Linked DNA regions of Mus musculus: region 1 is linked to region 2. A link is a loop called in an ENCODE intact Hi-C map of the cell type or tissue named here. Cell type or tissue: heart. All regions are shown on one strand. Links, peaks and the distances in the headings refer to the core of each region. The heading gives the core; the rest is flanking DNA. Region 1 overlaps Gm28729 (predicted gene 28729). Region 2 overlaps Atp1b3 (ATPase, Na+/K+ transporting, beta 3 polypeptide).

What was found. Hi-C counts contacts between places; a loop is a spot of excess contacts. Peaks named below come from ENCODE experiments on the same cell type or tissue, not always from the same donor. Only the 100,000 strongest peaks of a DNase experiment are listed, where the experiment ranks them.
Region 1: it touches region 2 in a loop (6-fold over the local background); 18 of 42 quality-filtered maps call a loop at or near these places.

What each region holds. Positions count from the first base shown.
Region 1 is chr9:96,486,788-96,496,031 of GRCm38, reverse strand. It overlaps Gm28729 (predicted gene 28729), which reads left to right. Exons shown (of 11, transcript NM_001370882.1): 9 at 1,571-1,677; 10 at 3,848-3,960. Among named protein-coding and RNA genes, the nearest start is that of Rnf7, 13 kb to the right of the region's middle. In heart, for the core only: a CTCF peak has its summit at 3,999 (motif pointing right); no DNase peak of the experiment used is centred there; H3K27ac peaks cover 1,177 bases.
Region 2 is chr9:96,346,978-96,354,977 of GRCm38, reverse strand. The region is part of intron 1 of Atp1b3 (ATPase, Na+/K+ transporting, beta 3 polypeptide); the gene reads left to right. Among named protein-coding and RNA genes, the nearest start is that of Atp1b3, 13 kb to the left of the region's middle. In heart, for the core only: CTCF peaks have their summits at 2,985 (motif pointing right) and 4,804; DNase peaks (open chromatin) are centred at 957 and 4,777; H3K27ac peaks cover 779 bases.

The sequences.
Region 1 (9,244 bases), core at 567-8,566, 140 kb before region 2:
TTATCTCAGCAGAAAAAGATTTCCTCTCTGCTCTTCTTATTCAAGAAGGATGGGAAAGCTTCCCAGTTATTTCATATATGGGAAAGTTTTACCTGCATGTATGTCTGTGTACCGTGTATGTCCTGATATCCTTGGTGGTCATAAGAGGGGTAGAATCCCCAGGAACAGGGGGATTACATATGCTTGTGAGCCAGCAAGTAGGAGCTAGGAACTGCACCTGAGTCCTCTGCAAGAGCAACAAGCGCTCTTAACCACTGAGCCATCTCTCCAGCCCCAGTATCCTGTTTTAATCCATCTAGTCTGAAGAACATGGATAGATCTGGAAGCTGAAGGTGTTAGAGTCCTCGACACATGACTTCCTTGAGAGCTAGGAAGAGTCTGGTAGTGCTACATAGGGCTGGCTTCAGTTCCATCCACCAAGTCAGCGGAGAGTGTGTAGACTGAGCAGCAGAGTCAATGTTAAAGTTGAGTTAACCCGAAGCGAAAGGTCAAGCCCTCATAGGCGTTAACAATTCAGGAGTGATCTCTTGATGATAACATTATAATTTATATCAGAGCATCAGTTAACTTTCCTTCAGTCCCTGTGGTACTGAATGTGCCTTCAGGAAATGACTGCTCTGTCTTCACTGCAACCTCCAAGACAGGTCACACAGCCCCTCTCAGGCCAGGTTACAGACAGAAAGTGAGGTCCACAAGGGCCCATGGCTTGCTCATGATCTCATGATCAAGGAAAGGGCAGAGGTGAGCCAAGGACTCCTGAAAACCAGCCAACAGAACACCACCAGGATCTTCAATGACCTACCAAGAAATCAGGAAAATCCAACAGCCACCACATCCTTAACATTCCTGGTCTCGGCTGATCTCAGATAACTAAGGAGAATCAGCCCAGAGTTGTTGGGTAGGAGAAGAATAATGGTTTTATTTTCACAAAGCTAGATCCATTGGATTTCAAAGTCTTTATTCTCAGACTTGCCTTTCTTAATTGTATGTGAAAATATTTGTCTGTTTATAATGTTGCCTGGTAAGCCTGACATCCCAGGATTTAGGAGGCAGAGGCGGGATGATCTCTATGAGTTTGAGGCCAGCCTGGTCTACAGAGCAAGTTCTAGGACAGCCTGGACTACGTAGAGACCCTATACCAAAAATAAATAAATAAATAAAGATCACCAGGTCAGAGTTGTCATTTATTTGACAGACTGAAAGTTATCAAGTCCTTGTCAATCTCTCCCATTGCTTTGGCTTCTTTTATTTATGTATTTATTTATTTATTTTTGATTTTTTTGAGACAGGGTTTCTCTGTGTAGCCCTGGCTGTCCTGGAACTCACTCTGTAGACCAGGCTGGCCTCGAACTCAGAAATCTGCCTGCCTCTGCCTCCCAAGTGCTTGGATTAAAGGCGTGTGCCACCACGCCCAGCTTTGCTTTGACTTCTTACTGGTATATAAAGTATAAATGACTATGAAGTCTTATAAGATGGAGGTAATTTTCTGAAATTAGGGTTGCCTTCCTTTGAGGGACCGTGAGCCGTGCTGGGCTCAAAGCCTTTTCGTTTCATCCTTTTCTCTTTGCAGCTTGATCAAATACTCAACTCACTTAAGAGAGATGGACCTTGGGAACAATGTCCTGGGAGAAACGGCTGCAGTGGACATCCTGGAAGCACTGAGAGTCAGGAAGACGGGTGAGGTTTCATGCCCTTCCCTCAGGCCCTGAACCAGTCGCAAGTGTCTCGATGTTGTTGTCTCTTGGTGTTTAAATAAGAAATCTCATCTGTGAATTGTCGCAGGCTAGCTACCACTGTGCCAACATGCTGAGACTCGTACAGAGCTCAAGAACGTTTGCAATGCTGTGTGTACCCTTGGATCATTTGAGTAATGATTTCTAGGCAATCTACTCACAGCCTCTGAAGTAGCTGGTTTACAGCATGCCTCCCAGCGCAGCTGGGTTTTACTGTTTTTTTGTTTGTTTGTTTGTTTGTTTGTTTGTTTTCGCTTTTTATGAATTTTTTCTCTGTTGCTTTTGGGTTTTTTTTTTTCTTTCTTATTCTCCAAGAAAGTTTTCTCCTGTTCTCTAGTCTCCTCTCAACCCAACCTAAAGTACAAAAATCAACTGTAAAACGGAAGTAACAACCATGCTAAGACCATAGTTGAGCCACACTGGAGAGCTGAGACTGGAGCCTTTCACGTTGGAGGCCATCCTGGGCTATCTAAGGATACCATGAAGAGTGTGGGGGAGGGGGAGAAGAAGGGGGGAGAAGGGGAGGGACGGAGGGGAGGAGGAGGTAGCACATGAGCAAGGATCACAGGGAACTTCTAAGTCACTGAAGTCTAAGTCTCTAAGTCTGGCTCTAGCTGGCAGGCAGTGCTGAGTGTCCTATGGCCGTGTAACCCTTCGAAAAGGAGAGAAGGGAGGTCACTTAACAGTGACCACCCCTAGCCTCTCTTTTAGTATGCATCGCCAGAACTGGTGACAGCTCTTCTAGCTGCTTCTACAGGGGAGAGCAAGAAATGCCATTTTCAATGCAGCTTGATGTAAGACATGGACAGATTTTAAAGTGAGAGGGAGGAGGACTCAGTTCTGGGTCAGGCTGAGTGGGGGAGAGTTCAGCAGCGCCAGCATGCTGTCATTTCTCCAGTAAAAAGGTCAGAGGTCACATTTTTCCTTCCCCGGCAGTGTTGTAAAAGAGGGTCACAGGAGTGTGGTCTGCTGTGCTGCTCCACCTCAAACCAAAGCCATGCATCTTTAATGACCAATTAAATGACTCTAAGATTTTTTTTTCAATTATCCTTTTCTTTTAGAGGAACAGAACACCCACTTCTTGTTCCATTAGAGCAGGCATGAGGTCCAGCAGGATAATTCTGTTAAACCTGACTGTAAGTGCGATAAGCGCTTTGGTTTTCCTGGTGCCGACGCCACCCCTTCATCCTACCTGGTAGTAAAAACCCATTATTGGGCTGCTGGCAATCTCCACAGCATTAGTGCAGGGAGCGTAAGGACAGACAGCCTCTGGTGACAGGATGGGAAGTGATTTTTCACTCAGTACCTCTCTGGGATGGAAAACGTCTTCCACGCTTAGTAAATGGCTCAATTTACATAAATGAGAGGCTAATTATGGCGCGCCCACCTGAAAATGAAAGTACTCATTTAAACAGCATTAAAAAGCAATCTATGGCTTAGGAAATCAGCAGTTTTGAAACTTAGTCTAAGTGTGCATCGTGAGTAGCCTTAATGCGTGTATGTCATGAGCTAGAGTCATTATGGGCTGTTTCTGACGGAGCACTTTAATTATGTTTGAACACAGTGAAGAGTCTTCAAAAAAAGGGGGGGTAGCTGCTAAGATTTTACAGGGTGACTCACTTGGACTTTAACCCTAAAGGCATCGTTTTAAACCTTAAAAGACAATGGAAACACTAATTATAAAAAATAATGTTCTTCCAGTGTTTTCTCTCTTCCTACCATTTATTTGCAAGTCAACAATTTCTAATTCTCCTTTCACGAAATCAGAATAACTTACTTACTTGGTAACAAGTGAGTTTGGTTTGCTTATGCCTTTTTCTTTCCCTCCCTCATCTTCTCCTCTTCCTCTAGTTGAGGTCTTGATTTTTTTTTTTTTTTTTTTTTTTGAGACAGGATCTCTGTAGCCCAGGGTGACCTTGAGCTGGCTATATATGTTTGTATGTAATTGAGGCTAGTCTTCCTGCTTCAGCCTCTGGAGTCCAAAGACTGCAGATGAGTACCAACCATGCCCGGCTTTAGCAAGGAGCCAACTCTAATGATGGAATTCGGACCATCCGAGCAGCCCTGAACAGCGTTAGCCGTTCTCCTCATTCTTGCTTATTCTCTCTGCCCAGGTAAACTACCACCCTTAAAAGTTACAGTCACTCCCCGGATCTCTTCGGACACCTTCAGATCTATCTGGAAACTTAGCAAGAAATCTAATAGGAGGCGTAAAAAGAAGAAAAAGGTAAAATCTTCAGCGTCTGCACAGTTGAGTAGCAGCCACCAGGGGGCGCAAGATGAAGCGTGGGCCTCAGTGGAAATTAATGGCGCCTTCGATCCCAGAGTTTAGGGTCTAGGCCATCCTCCCCTAACCCACAGTCAAACGGATGATGGCTGTGTCACGAGGCAAGCAGTAAGACAACATCATCTCTCAAACATTAGTGAAAACTGCCTCAGCTCCTCTGCCCTGCTGAATTCGTGTTCCTGCAGGCCTGCTGCGGGTCTGCCAGGAGCCTCATGTCTGCTCTTAGGTGCCAGGGCTGCCCGGAGGAAGAAGAGGATTTGCATATGCTTACTCTCCACTGCGTAAAACTGAACTTTCTTTTTTAATGGGGCAAATATTTAATAGCACTGTTACGAAATGAGCTGTTTACAAGTAATAGGTAGAGGACTTTTGATACAGAAATTTAGAAGTGTGCACATGCATTTAAAAACCTAGACTGCGGGCTGGCGAGATGGCTCAGGAGGTAAGAGCACTGACTGCTCTTCCAGAAGTCCTGAGTTCAAATCCCAGCAACCACATGGTGGCTCACAACCACCTGTAATGAAATCTGATGCCCTCTTCTGGTGCGTCCAAAGACAGCTACAGTGTACTTATGTATAATAATAAATAAATCTTAAAAAAGCAAAAACAAAAACCTAGACTGCTGTACACCAAAATATCAGCATTGTTACTACCATCCAATGAGTAAATATTCTCCCCACCCGGGCTTGTATGTGTGTCGTCTATTTAGTTAGTTAGTTTTGAGGCTTGGTCTTACTCTGTATATCAGACTGGCAGACTGGGCTTAAACTTCTGGCAATCCTTTGTCTCCTTGAGATTACAGGCGTGAGCTACCATGCCTTTTTTGTTGTTGATGTTGTTGTTGTTTTGTTTTGCTTTGTTTTCTTCTTTATGTATTTTTTAAACACAACTATTTCTGACCCAGAACATAGTGGCTCATACCATCATCCTAATATTACTTGAGACGCTGAGGCAAGAGAATTGCCACAAGTTCAAGGCCAGCCTGGGCTATCTAGTGAGTTCAGGCCAATCTGGTACACAATGTGAAACTGCCTCAAAAACTAAAACAGAAGTAGTCCACAGTTGTAGAGAGAGAGAGAGGATGAGGAGCTAGAGAGACTCTAAATGCCGGCAGCGCAAACCCACTAAGCCAACCCGGGCACCAGCCGTCAGGTCGGAACACAAAAAGCAGGGCATGCAGGCAGGTGTCAAGCCCGTGACGGAATGAATGTCACAGACACTGCTGCCTGCCTGCGTTTGCTGTCCTCTGAGTAGTCACGTTTATTGGGTAAACCAACATTAGCCAGCTCAGTAGGAAGTGTTGCTCCGGGCTTTGCTTTTGAATTGCTGGAAAGTATAACTAGTTTGCAGCTGTATCCCACCCAAAGCTAGCTGGAAGTCATTTGCTCTTACAACTCATGGCTATGTTTCTGACCTCTGCTCATTTTAAAGAGCCACTGCCTATGTATTTTGTTTTATTAGCCCAGATCTAGAAAAGGTCGTTATCCCTCATAAAGAAACTTAGGGCAATGTGTGCTGCGCAATGTCTCAGGACAGGTGCTAAGTGCATTGATGAGAGACTTCTGAGTTCTCCGAAGTAATAGAAGCACCCCAATAAAAACACTAATTAAACACAATTAAAATCGATAACACCAATTAAATGCATTAAGATGAATATCATTGCCCTGTTCTCTCTCTCTCTCTCTCTTCCTTTCTTTCTCTCCCCCTTCCCTCCCCACCCCCCCAGCTCATAGAAACCTACCTGCTCCTGCCTCCCTTGTGCTGGGATTACAGCTGTGCGTTTTGCTCTGACCTCTCTCTTTCTTAATTGCTTTTTTTAAAAAAAGATTTATTATATGTAAGTACACTGTAGCTGTCTTCAGACACTCCAGAAGAGGGCATCAAACCCCATGATGGATGGTTGTGAGCCACCATGTGGTTGCTGGGATTTGAACTCAGGACCTCTGGAAGAGCAGTCAGTGCTCTTAAGCATTGAGCCATCTCTCCAGCCCTCTTAATTGCTTTTTGCTGACTTACCAGAGAACAGAAAATTCCTGTATACCACCAGGACACTCAACAGTCTCAATCAGACCTTCCTCCCACAGCGTTAAGACTGCCAAGTAACAAAACTACACAACCCTCATCCACTTAGGAAGTCCCAGACTGAGCCTCAGAAATCCAAATAAATGAGATGAGAAAGGCTCATTGTTTTAAAACCAGTCAGAGCCAGCGTGGTGTTGGCGACATACACCTTTATTTAGTCCTAGCACTCGGGAGGTAGAGGCAGAAGGATCTCTGTGAGTTTGAGGCCAGTCTGGTCTACAGAGCAAGGTCTAGGATAGTCAGGAGACTACATAGAGAAAGTGGTATCGCCAGGCGTGGTGGCACACGCCTTTAATCCCAGCACTCGGGAGGCAGAGGCAGGTGGGTTTCTGAGTTCGAGGCCAGCCTGGTCTATAAAGTGAGTTCCAGGACAGCCAGGGCTACACAGAGAAACCCTGTCTCAAAAAAAAACCAAAAAGAAAAAAAAAAAAAGAAAGAAAGTGGTGTCACTTATAATCCCAGAGCTGGGGAGGTGGAGACAGAAGCTTCCTGGGGCTCCCTGGACAGTGAGCCTAGCCTGGTCCTAGTGAGGTACTCTGTCTCAGAGGGGGGGGAGGGTAGGGACTGGGGATGGGAGGACGGGGTAGAGGAGAGAACATGAGGAGGATCACTAACACCAAAGGACTTTTGGAAAAGTCGTATTTAAAAACCTCCTAGAAGTTTCCTAAAATATATTCATATACATATATAAAGAGTTTAAACGGACTAACTCTATAATGGGCCAACAATGTCCCCAGACACCACAGACAACAAACACAAAGTCCAGTGCCCAAAAAGGTTACTTTTGGAGTCATTGGCCAGGGAACTCCCATAGACCCTCAGTGTTATGGATTATTAGTTGCCCTCCAGAGCTCGATCATAAGACCCTGTTGCTGACAACATCACTTTATTTGAGTCATTAGAACTTGGAGAAATCAAGCTAGTACTGGCCCAGAGGTATTATCCCTACTGGACGACAGAGCAGTCATCACTCTCACTCAGCTGTGAACCTTCCCAGCTATGATAATGGCAAGACATACCCACAAGTGTCATGGGAGTGAGTGATTGGACTTAAAGCCCACCCAACAAGATGAGTCCCATGCTTGGCACCATGACTGGGGCCAAGAACCTGTGAATAAGTGAGCCGGTTTTCTTTAAAGGTGTGGCCCCTGGTAAGTGGACCGTGTTCCAATGGATGGCCCCACACCCAAGAGTATGCAGGCAGCAGAAACGGGTTCCCATAAGAAACGGGTTCCCATAAGAAATGGGTTCCCATAAGAAATGGGTTCCCATAAGAAACGGGTTCCCGGGCTGGTGAGATGGCTCAGTGGGTTAGAGCACCCGACTGCTCTTCCGAAGGTCCAGAGTTCAAATCCCAGCAACCACATGGTGGCTCACAACCATCCGTAACAAGATCTGACTCCCTCTTCTGGAGTGTCTGAAGACAGCTACAGTGTACTTACATATAATAAATAAATAAATCTTAAAAAAAAAAAAAAAAAAAAGAAACGGGTTCCCATAAGAAACGGGTTCCCATAAGTGGATAGGGAAGAAGAATGGACCTGAAAGGAGTTGGGGGAAGGAATGGATATGATCAAAATGTACTGAACGAAATCTCAGAGAACCTAAAAACTCATCAAGGTAGATAGATCCCGGGGAATTACAGCTGACATATATACGCACATGTACACCCAGACCACTTGAATATGTACATGTAGAGATAAATAAATGAATAAATAAGTAAGACCAGACATATTCAGATGTGCTACCTTGATCATCTCTCAAAGGTCTTTGTCCTTTTATGATACGGTGTTTTCAGGGATGCCGCAGACCCTCTGTATCCCTTTGTCTGCGTGGAACGGGTCTCTGGGGCAGGTGGGCAAAGAGTGGGATGGAATGACAGACAGATGCACACAGGAGAGGTTGTGTAGAATCTGAATGTAATTTGTCAAATCGAGCATCAAACCTTTTATACAGAAGACAATAAGGAAGCTGGGTGACACACCAGCTAGGTACAAAGAGGTTACTGGATTCTTACACAAAACAGAGGAATACAAACACAGAAGGTCTAACAGGAACCACCTGGGATAGAATTCATTGTTAACAACTGAGATCAAAAAGAGCTCCACCTAAGGTCCACTTAATCTTAGAAGCCAGGGTCAAGGGCTTCGTGCCCTTGCCATAGTTCCTATTTTAGTCTATTGTATAGTCCATCTTTCCCCTAGGCCATTGTAAATACGAGTGTATGGGTGTAACTCAACTATCTATAGTTCTAAGTATCTACTCTGGTTCCTCCTTAGGTCTCAAACTTCCTTCTTCCTAGATGATGGTAAATTCCTATGTAGGGCAGTGACCTAGCTTTTATTCAAAGTGATAGTGTAATGCCAGAGGCAATTCTGAATGTTACTGAATAGGCAACATTCTTCCTGAATTCCAAGCCCATGGTCAGCTCAAGGACTTTCTAGGACATTGGAACACAGGTGAAGGCTTAGCTTTGTCAGAAGTCAATCTTAAAGGGCACTTATAATAGGATAATACTAAAAGAGAGCACGTGGATCCATACACCAGACTAACTTGGGAATAGAATATGAATGTATGGGTTAGAGAGAACGCCAGACTCCAGGAGGTGAGTTTCCGTGAAACTCTCTGCCTCATGAGTGGCTTCCAGGCCTCTCGGCCTGTCAAGCTGACTTGACCAGAGTGCGTGGCACAGGGGGATAAAGAATGTTGTTGGTGGGCTGGAGAGATGCCTCAGCAGTTAAAAGAACTGATTGCTCTTCCAGAGGTCCTGAGTTCAATTCTCAGCAACCACATGGTGGCTCACAACCATGTGCAATGGGGTCTGATGCCCTCTTCTGCTGTGTCTGAAGGGTGCAATGGTGGCATACTCATATGCATAAAATAAATAAATAAATTTTTAAGAAAAAAAAATAATGTTGTTGGCTACCATTAAAGTCTAAGATACAACCCCTAAAAATAATAATCCAAGACATATTTTCTATATTATTGCCATCTGTCCAGTAGACTGTTACTTTTAGCCATAAAAGTTTAGCAAGTTAGCCATAAAACTCTCTATGTACCAGAAAGAAAAGATACAGAAACAGTTGTTTTATCTGATGTGTTGGTACATACCTGTAATTGAAGCCTTTGGGATTTGGAGGCA
Region 2 (8,000 bases), core at 1-8,000:
CCTATTTGAACTACATTCAGGAACCAGACATAGGACAGTACATTTGGTAATACAGACTCTGGGTTTCTGGGTGTTCTCTGTTAAATTTCATTCAATTTGCCTGTGCATTTGTAAATAATGTTGATTGAAATGTCATCACCAGTTGTTTAAAGGAATTTCAGTTTTCCCACCGGCCTGTTATTTTCTACTTTTATATGACTTGATAGAGCTGGAGTTTTGCTTATTTTTTCCCTCTTTACTATGTCTTTCCTGTGTTTCAATGCTAGTATATGTAAATTTGGTTAAATCCTTTGAATAAAATTCCATAGTGTAGAGATTTTATAGATTGCTTTTTCTTTTCTTTTTTCTTTCTTTCTTTTTTTTTTGGTTTTTCGAGACAGGGTTTCTCTGTATAGCCCTGGTTGTCCTGGAACTCACTTTGTAGACCAGGCTGGCCTCGAACTCAGAAATCCGCCTGCCTCTGCCTCCCGAGTGGTGGGATTAAAGGCGTGTGCCACCACATCCGGCAGATTGCTTTTTCTATGTTTTATTTAGTATTTGTGTTCTGCATGTGAAGGTTAGAGGATTCCTTTATTGAGTTGGTTCTGAGGATTGAACTCAGTAAGACTTGCTTAGCAAGTGTTTAACCCACGGAGCCACTTGCCAGCCCCCAGCTTGTTTTTTGTGAGCCAGTCTCTCACTGACTTGGAGCTCAACAAGTAAATATGATGACCAGGTGTGAGCTCCAAGGTTCTGCCTGGCTGCCTCTCTGCAGAACTGGGATTTCAGACCCCCACGGCTCCTGTGACAGACAGCCTTTATATGTGTGCTGTATGCATGTGAGCATAGAGTCCGCACTCCTGTGAGGCGGGGTGCATTTGGAAGCTAGAGCAGAATGCTGGGTGTCTTCCTCTGTTACTCAGCCCCTTACTGCCTTGAGATGGTGCCTGTGATGAACGAGTCGCTCATGTTTTGGCTAGGTTGACTGGCTGGCTACCGGCCAGTGAGCTCCGGGTGTCTGCTTATCTCTGCCTCCAATGCTGGGGTCATAGGCAAGAGCAACACCCAGCAAGCTGGAGGCTTGAACAACGGATTATCACCTGATGAACAGCTGATTGATAATCACCTGATGAACAGCTCTTAACTGATTGAGCTGCCGCTTTATGTTATTGCTGTACATTTGATTTTTCTTTTTTTAGCTATTTGCGCTTTTCTTTTTTTAATATTTAAATTCTACTTTTTAGTTTAGTGTGTGTGTTTTCATTCGTTGATTGTTGGAAATTAAATTCAGAGTTTCGTGCATTCAGGGTAAGTGCTGTACTACTGAGCTCTATCCCCACTGGCTCTGAAGACCAGGTGACAGCACGGGCCGGCTACCGTGCCCACCTGCACACATTTGCGCATCACGTGGGTGTCAGTGCTCAGCACTGCTGCTTCTCTTCAGTTTCTCATTGAGTGTTTTGGAGACAGGGTTTCCTGTGCAGCTCAGGCTTTACTCCTGTGTTCCTACCCCAGAAGTCTCAACTAATGTCTATTTTATTTTTAACCTAAGTGCAATCTTGTAGCCCAGGCTGTCTGGAACTGAAAATAACCTAGGATGACTTTGAACTCCTCCTGCCTTTACCTCCAGAGGCTTTTGCTGCTACGACTGGCTTCGTGCTGTGCTAGGAGCTGAGCCCTGGGCTTCATGCTGTGCTAGGAGCTGAGCCCTGGGCTTCATGCGTGCTAGGCAGGCACTCTACAAATTAAGCTGTATTACATCCCCAGTCGGATTTACTCTCCCACTGAGAACCTGACAGTTGTTCATCTTACTTTTCTTACTCAGTATGTTTTTACGTTTTGCTTTGTTTTGTTTCTAATCATTTTTAATGTGTGTGTGGGGGTGGGAATATACACGAGTGAAGGTGTCAGGACAGATCCCAGGCATCAGATACTCCTGGAACTGGAGTTGCAAGTGGTTGTGACTGACTGTTGTGGGTGCTGGGAACTGAGCCTGGGCTCTCTGGAAGAGTAGTGCATGCGGAGGCATCTCTCCAGCTCCACTGAATACATTTAGACTATAGATTTTACTGTGGCTTGTGATTTGACTACATAGTTTTGATTTTCTATTATTTCAGTATTCTGCAGTTTTTTGTTTTGTTTTGTTTTTACATTTATTTGTGGGAAAGTGCACGTGTACCATAACATACTTGTGGAAGTGAGAGGACTTGATTTCCTTCTTCCACCATACAGGTTTTAGGGATTGATCTTAGGTGGTCAGGCTTGATGGGAGGCGCCTTTTAACTGCTGGCCTCCCCTGCCAGCCCTTCTAGGTTTTGTTTAATGATAGTGGTATTGAACTTAGGGCACATTAAGCATATGCTTTGCCATAGAGTTATATTCACAGCCCAGTTTTTCAAAATATGTACTTTAGCCTAATGGTTATTTCAAGAGACCACTTTTTAAACTTTTATTGATAGTACCTAATTCAATTTAGATGAAAAGTTTCCTTGTTTTGTTTTTTGCTTGTTTTGTTTTATTTTTTTCTTTTGAAACAGGATCATTTGTAGCCTTGGGTAGCCTCAAACTTTGTAGCCAAGGATAACATTGAGCTTCTGCCACAGTCCCTTAAATACTGGGATTACAGACTGTTATGCTACCATGCCTTTGTTGTTTGGTTTGGTTTGGCTTGGTTTGGTTTGGCTTGGTTTGGGGTTTTGGTTTTTCCAGATAGAGTTCTCTGTATAACACCCCTGGCTGTCCTGGAAGCCACTGCACCTGACTGGTACTTAACTTTTTTTATATATATATTACTTTTTTTTTTTTTTTTAATTTTTTTTCGAAACAGGGTTTCTCTGTATAGCCCTGGCTGTCCTGGAACTCACTCTGTAGACCAGGAACTCAGACATCTGTAGACCTCAAACTCAGAAAAACGCCTGCCTCTGTCTCCCAAGTGCTGGATTAAAAGCGTGCGCCACCACCGCCTGCCTGGTGATTTATTTATTATTATACGTAAGTGCACTGTAGCTGTCTTCAGACTCATCAGAAGAGGGCGACAGATCTCATTATGGGTGGTTGTGAGTCACCATGTGGTTGCTGGGATTTGAACTCAGGGGCTTTGGAAGAGCAGTCAGTGCTCTTACCTGCTGAGCCATCTTGCCAGCCCTTAACTCTGTTTTTTAATTAGAATGTTTAAAAATAGTTTTCTTTGGGGTACAAGAGATGCCAGGGTTGAACCCAGGGCCTCACATCTGCTGAGCTGAAGTTTATCACTGAGCTACACTCTTTGTCCCTAGGACTGCAAATCAGTAAATCAAAATGCTAAACAGGATTGAAGGTATGCTCAGCTAGAGAGTGCTTACCACACCACAGGGCCCTTGGTTGGATCTTGAATGGGGGCAGGAGGTGGGAGGTGGGGAAGACACCTTACTAAGTATAGAAGCACATATGACCCAGCAGTTGGACTTGGTGAAATGAAACAGTGATACCCATCATAGCATGTGGGAACATTCTAGCTATTTTGTAGTGGTAGTTCAAAGGTCAGTGAAATGTACATCGTACAATAGAATAATAGCCACAGAAAAGACTGAAATGCTCATAGATGTTTAGATGTATATGAACCTAAAGTCTGATCTGTAGGTAAGTTTATATAAGAATTTATGCGGTAGATTAGTGATTGCAGGGGCCTGGAATGGTAGAGGATAGAGAAAAATGAGTATGGAGGGGGTGGGATATAGATCTTGTTGAAAATAAAATGTCTTAGGGTAAAGATTGCATGAATCTGGTCATACTAGAAACAGTTAAACTACATAGTACATTTGAATGTAAGCGGTAAACTAGATCCTGATAACATTTTTGTCTTAGTTTTAGATTTTTTTCATTTTTCCATTTTTGTTGTTTAAAGTCTAATAGCTTGCATAAAACCTCACAAATCAGTGGGTCAGCATTCTAGTAGCTGCCCTACAATAACGTAAACAAGTGAAAGGAGAGGGTGGGGGATAGGATAATGTGACGGGTACATGTAGGAAACTCAGACTAAAAGATTAAAATTTTTGATACACTAAACATTTTAAACATAATGTGATCTTTATAATTACTTTTAAAAAAACAAATTAAGTATACATGCCTCTGCCTTTAAAACATTTTAAACTATAAACAGAATGTTTATTTACCAAGAAAAGTTTCTGGGCCCAGAATCATGTGAAGAAAACTTTCATGTCAGGTTCCTGTGGGTAACTAGAACATTTACAAAGATGAGTCAAACCACAAGGCTCAAAATGTGCTAAGGGCGTGTGCCCAAGTCTGCTTTTGTTTTGTTTTTGTCTTTTTGCGGGCTCCATTGCCCAGCCCACTAGATGCTGGCACCACAGGCAGTGTGTATCCAGGGTTTGAAGAAGCTGTATTTTGATTTCTGACATAAAATGTAAACTCTGGGGTTTTCTGGGAGATAGTCTTTGTTAAGCTGATGAGGAAATTAAGTTAGGTTCCTGGCTTCAGAGTGAGAGGGCTGGTTCCCTGCGTGTATAGGGACTTGTAGTAAAGGAACTGTGTGTAAACAAGAGTCCCTCATTGAGCAGCTAGGATTCAACCAAGCCTCACTAAAAGATGAAACCCTGGATAAACTAAGCGGCTTAGTGGTCTCCAGGGAATGGCCTGATAGAAACACTGTATCTCTTCCTGTGTTTCTTTTATGACTCAAAATCCCAAGTACAGCTCTCCTAGTTCTGTTGGGGCTTTCGAGTGAGGGATGGAAGCTGAGGGCTGAGGAGAAAAGTGCTTCCACATAGTAGAGGCCCAGCTGCCTCCTGTGGATGCATTCTGATGGAGCTCCTGATGCCTGTATCCACCTAGTGGCGGGACTAAATTTTACAGTTAGAGCTGACCCTGAGTTGCAGGACCGGACTGTCTTTTCTGTTTGTTTGTTTGTTTGTTTGTTTGTTTGTTTGTTTCTTTCTTTCTTTCTTTCTTTCTTTCTTTCTTTCTTTCTTTCTTTCTTTCTTTCTTTTTCTTTTGAGACAGGGTTTCTCTGTCTGTCTTTTCTGTTTCTTTGCAGATAGAGATATCTTGCTTCTTAGTTATAGGCAACACATGAACTAGACCTCAAGTGAGCCTTTTTTTTTTTTTTAAAGAGTAGATGTAGTTGATTAAGTTAAACTTGAAACTGTGTTTGCTATGAGGCCTCATTGCAGTTCCATTCCAAACATGTTTCTAGTTTGTTGTTGGCCCTCTTCCCTCAGGAGTTTTGTATTTAATCTTATCAATTCAGCAGCTGAAGGCATCCCCTGAGTTTGAACCTGAGACCCACATGCTGGACAAGAGACAGACTTCTAGAAGTTGTTCTGCCAGTCATAGACATGACTTGACACATGCACACAATAGTAAATAAGAATGTAAAAACAAATCCCTTGGCTTTCTGATTTTTTTTTTTCTTTTCTGTAAAATAAATACTGATAACTTCTTTTTGTGGGATGTGGGGTGGGAGTGGAGGTCAGAACACTAGTGCAAGATCAAAAGTAGGCAAAGCAAGACCTGTGTTTACAGCCATCTACCCTTGCTCGCTGGTTCTCTCCTGCTTGACCTCTGACCTAGCTCTGTCTTTTCATCAGAATGAAGGGAGGGGCAGTTTGAAAACTGGACTTCTCCAGAAGAAAAGGAAAAATCTAGCCTGGTAGTGAAGTACTGGCCAGTTATCTCTGAGGCCACTCTGGGCTCAATCCCCAGTGTGACAGGAAAATAGAAAAAGCAGGGGCGACTCAGTACCTACGGAAGAGGGGCACGTTTCTAGCTGTACATACATGATGACGAGCAGAGATCACAGAATAGAATCAGCAGGTATTAGAAGGGAACATTTGTGGGACTGCTGTATGTAGCAAGAGTGGCTTTTACAGAGAATGCTGCTTAGTAATAAGGTTTACCCCTCCCCCCTCTCTCTGGCAGGTCCTGCTATTGTAACCTTGGTTGTCCTAGATAGAACTCTATGGAGTTCAGCTAGCCTCCGTTCTGTGACTAGCTCCCTGCTGCAGTCCTTGTGCTGAGATCACAGGTGTGAGTTACCAGGCCTGGTGTCACAGTTCTTCAGAGTTTTAAAACATGTGTGTTTCTAGAAAAAGAAGCTAAGGAAGGCTGTGAACCACCTATGTAGGTATTGTGACTCAAACCTGGATCTTTTTATAAGAGTAACAAGTGGTTTTAACTACTGAGCCGTATCTGTAGCCCCATTTCTTCAGAATTTTTAAGTCCATGTTTCTTTTGGTTGTTGTTTTTTGTTGGTGATGGTGATTTGTGCTTTTGAGGGAGTGTTGTGCTATGTGTTCTGGGTAGTGTCCACTTGTCATCCTGCCTCAGTCTCAGGTGCTGGTGTTACAGATGTGCACCTTTATGGTCAACAGTGTTAGTTTCTTCCATTGGATAATGACTTAAAAATCTCTGAAGGATTTTAAACCAGTGAATGCTTATCTGTAATGTGATATAATAGTTTATTATTCCCTGCTATGTTACATGACCAAGCAGGTAGCACTCTGCAAAGGTCCCACACAGTGCCTATTAACTGATTTGGATGCTCTAAGTAGAGCCCCCTCTTTTAATTTTAGCCCATCTGTAGACTTAACTCAATCACTAGTTTAACTACGTCTGTCCTAAGACACGAAGAGTAAGTTACAACTTACGTTTCTGTCTCCTGCCGTTCTCTTCTTCATAGAAGAGAGAAGGTGGGGTGGGTTGTGGAGCAGGGTGGGGTGGTTGGAGGGGTAGCGGACTTTTGGGATAGCATTTGAACTGCAAATGAAGAAAATATCTAATAAAAAAATTAAAAAAGAGAGAGAGAAGGTGGTTACATTGAGAGTGTCAGGACCCTTGCTGAGTAGTCTTAGATGATATTTATAAGAGGGTAACTTTACTTTTTAAGTTCTGGGTTTGGGTTTTGGTAAATAAGCACTAAAAATAACTCATTTCCTAGTACAGGGTGGGGTGGGGTATGCTTTAAGACAGAGTCTCATGTATCCTGGGTTGGTTCTAACTACCTTGAGTTAGAAGCATGAACCACCACACCCAGTGTTTGTGGTGCTGAGATGGAACCCCCTAGGAATTTGTGCATGTTAGACAAGCACTCTGCTGCTGCGCTATATCCCCGACCCTTATCCTGTGTATATATTTTATTAATCTAACTCTCTGTGAAGTTTTAACACTTACTTTTTATTGTGTAATGATTCTTTAGAAAGTAGATTGGGATAGTTTGTTCATATTTGTAAGTTTCATGTACACTGTTTTTCCTGGAAATTTGAAAATGTAAGAACATTTTGAGATGATTTTTAAGCACTTTTCTTGCAGTGCCTTCAGTTTCATACATACTCCCCAACAAGCTTGTCTGGCAGAAGCCTGTTGCTTTTGTCAGTATGTGTACTAGAATACAGACTCTCCTTAGGCTAAGTGTTTGACTCTACAGGTGGTTTTAGGATTTCATGCGATCACCTGGGTCTGAACATCACTCTGCTGTCTCTCTGGAGGCCGTGGGTTCTCTTTTCCCACTGCAGCACATGGCACACCCTGGGAGATTGGTGGTTGTTGGTTTTTTGTTTTGTTTTGTTTTGTTTTTCCTTCTCTTTTTTCTTTTTCTGCAGCAGGACCGAAGTGGGTAGTGGGAAGTAATGCTACCTGGAGGTGACATCTGTCTCTTTTCCTCTATCTCCTGGTAACTGGGAAAAGGGTGTGATCTAGTTTCAATTGTTGGTTAGACTATCTTCCTTTGGATGATTCCTGGCCTGCAGCTGAAAATTTATCTATCTAAGCTTTGGGTATAATCTGTTTTGGGATCTTGTTCATTGATAATTAGAAGAAAGTTATGCATCAACTTGGGGTGTGGGTAAATATGTTCAAAATTTTTTTTTATTGCAGAAATTTATACCTCCTTTGAATTTGTTTCTGTGAGAGTCCTCTTAGGAGTCCTGGCCTGTCTCTATTAGGTCGGGATTTAGATGAGAGTAAAGCTGGAAAGATGTTAACTCAGTGGAGTTGAATATTCCTTAGTATTTCCTTAGCATCCCCAT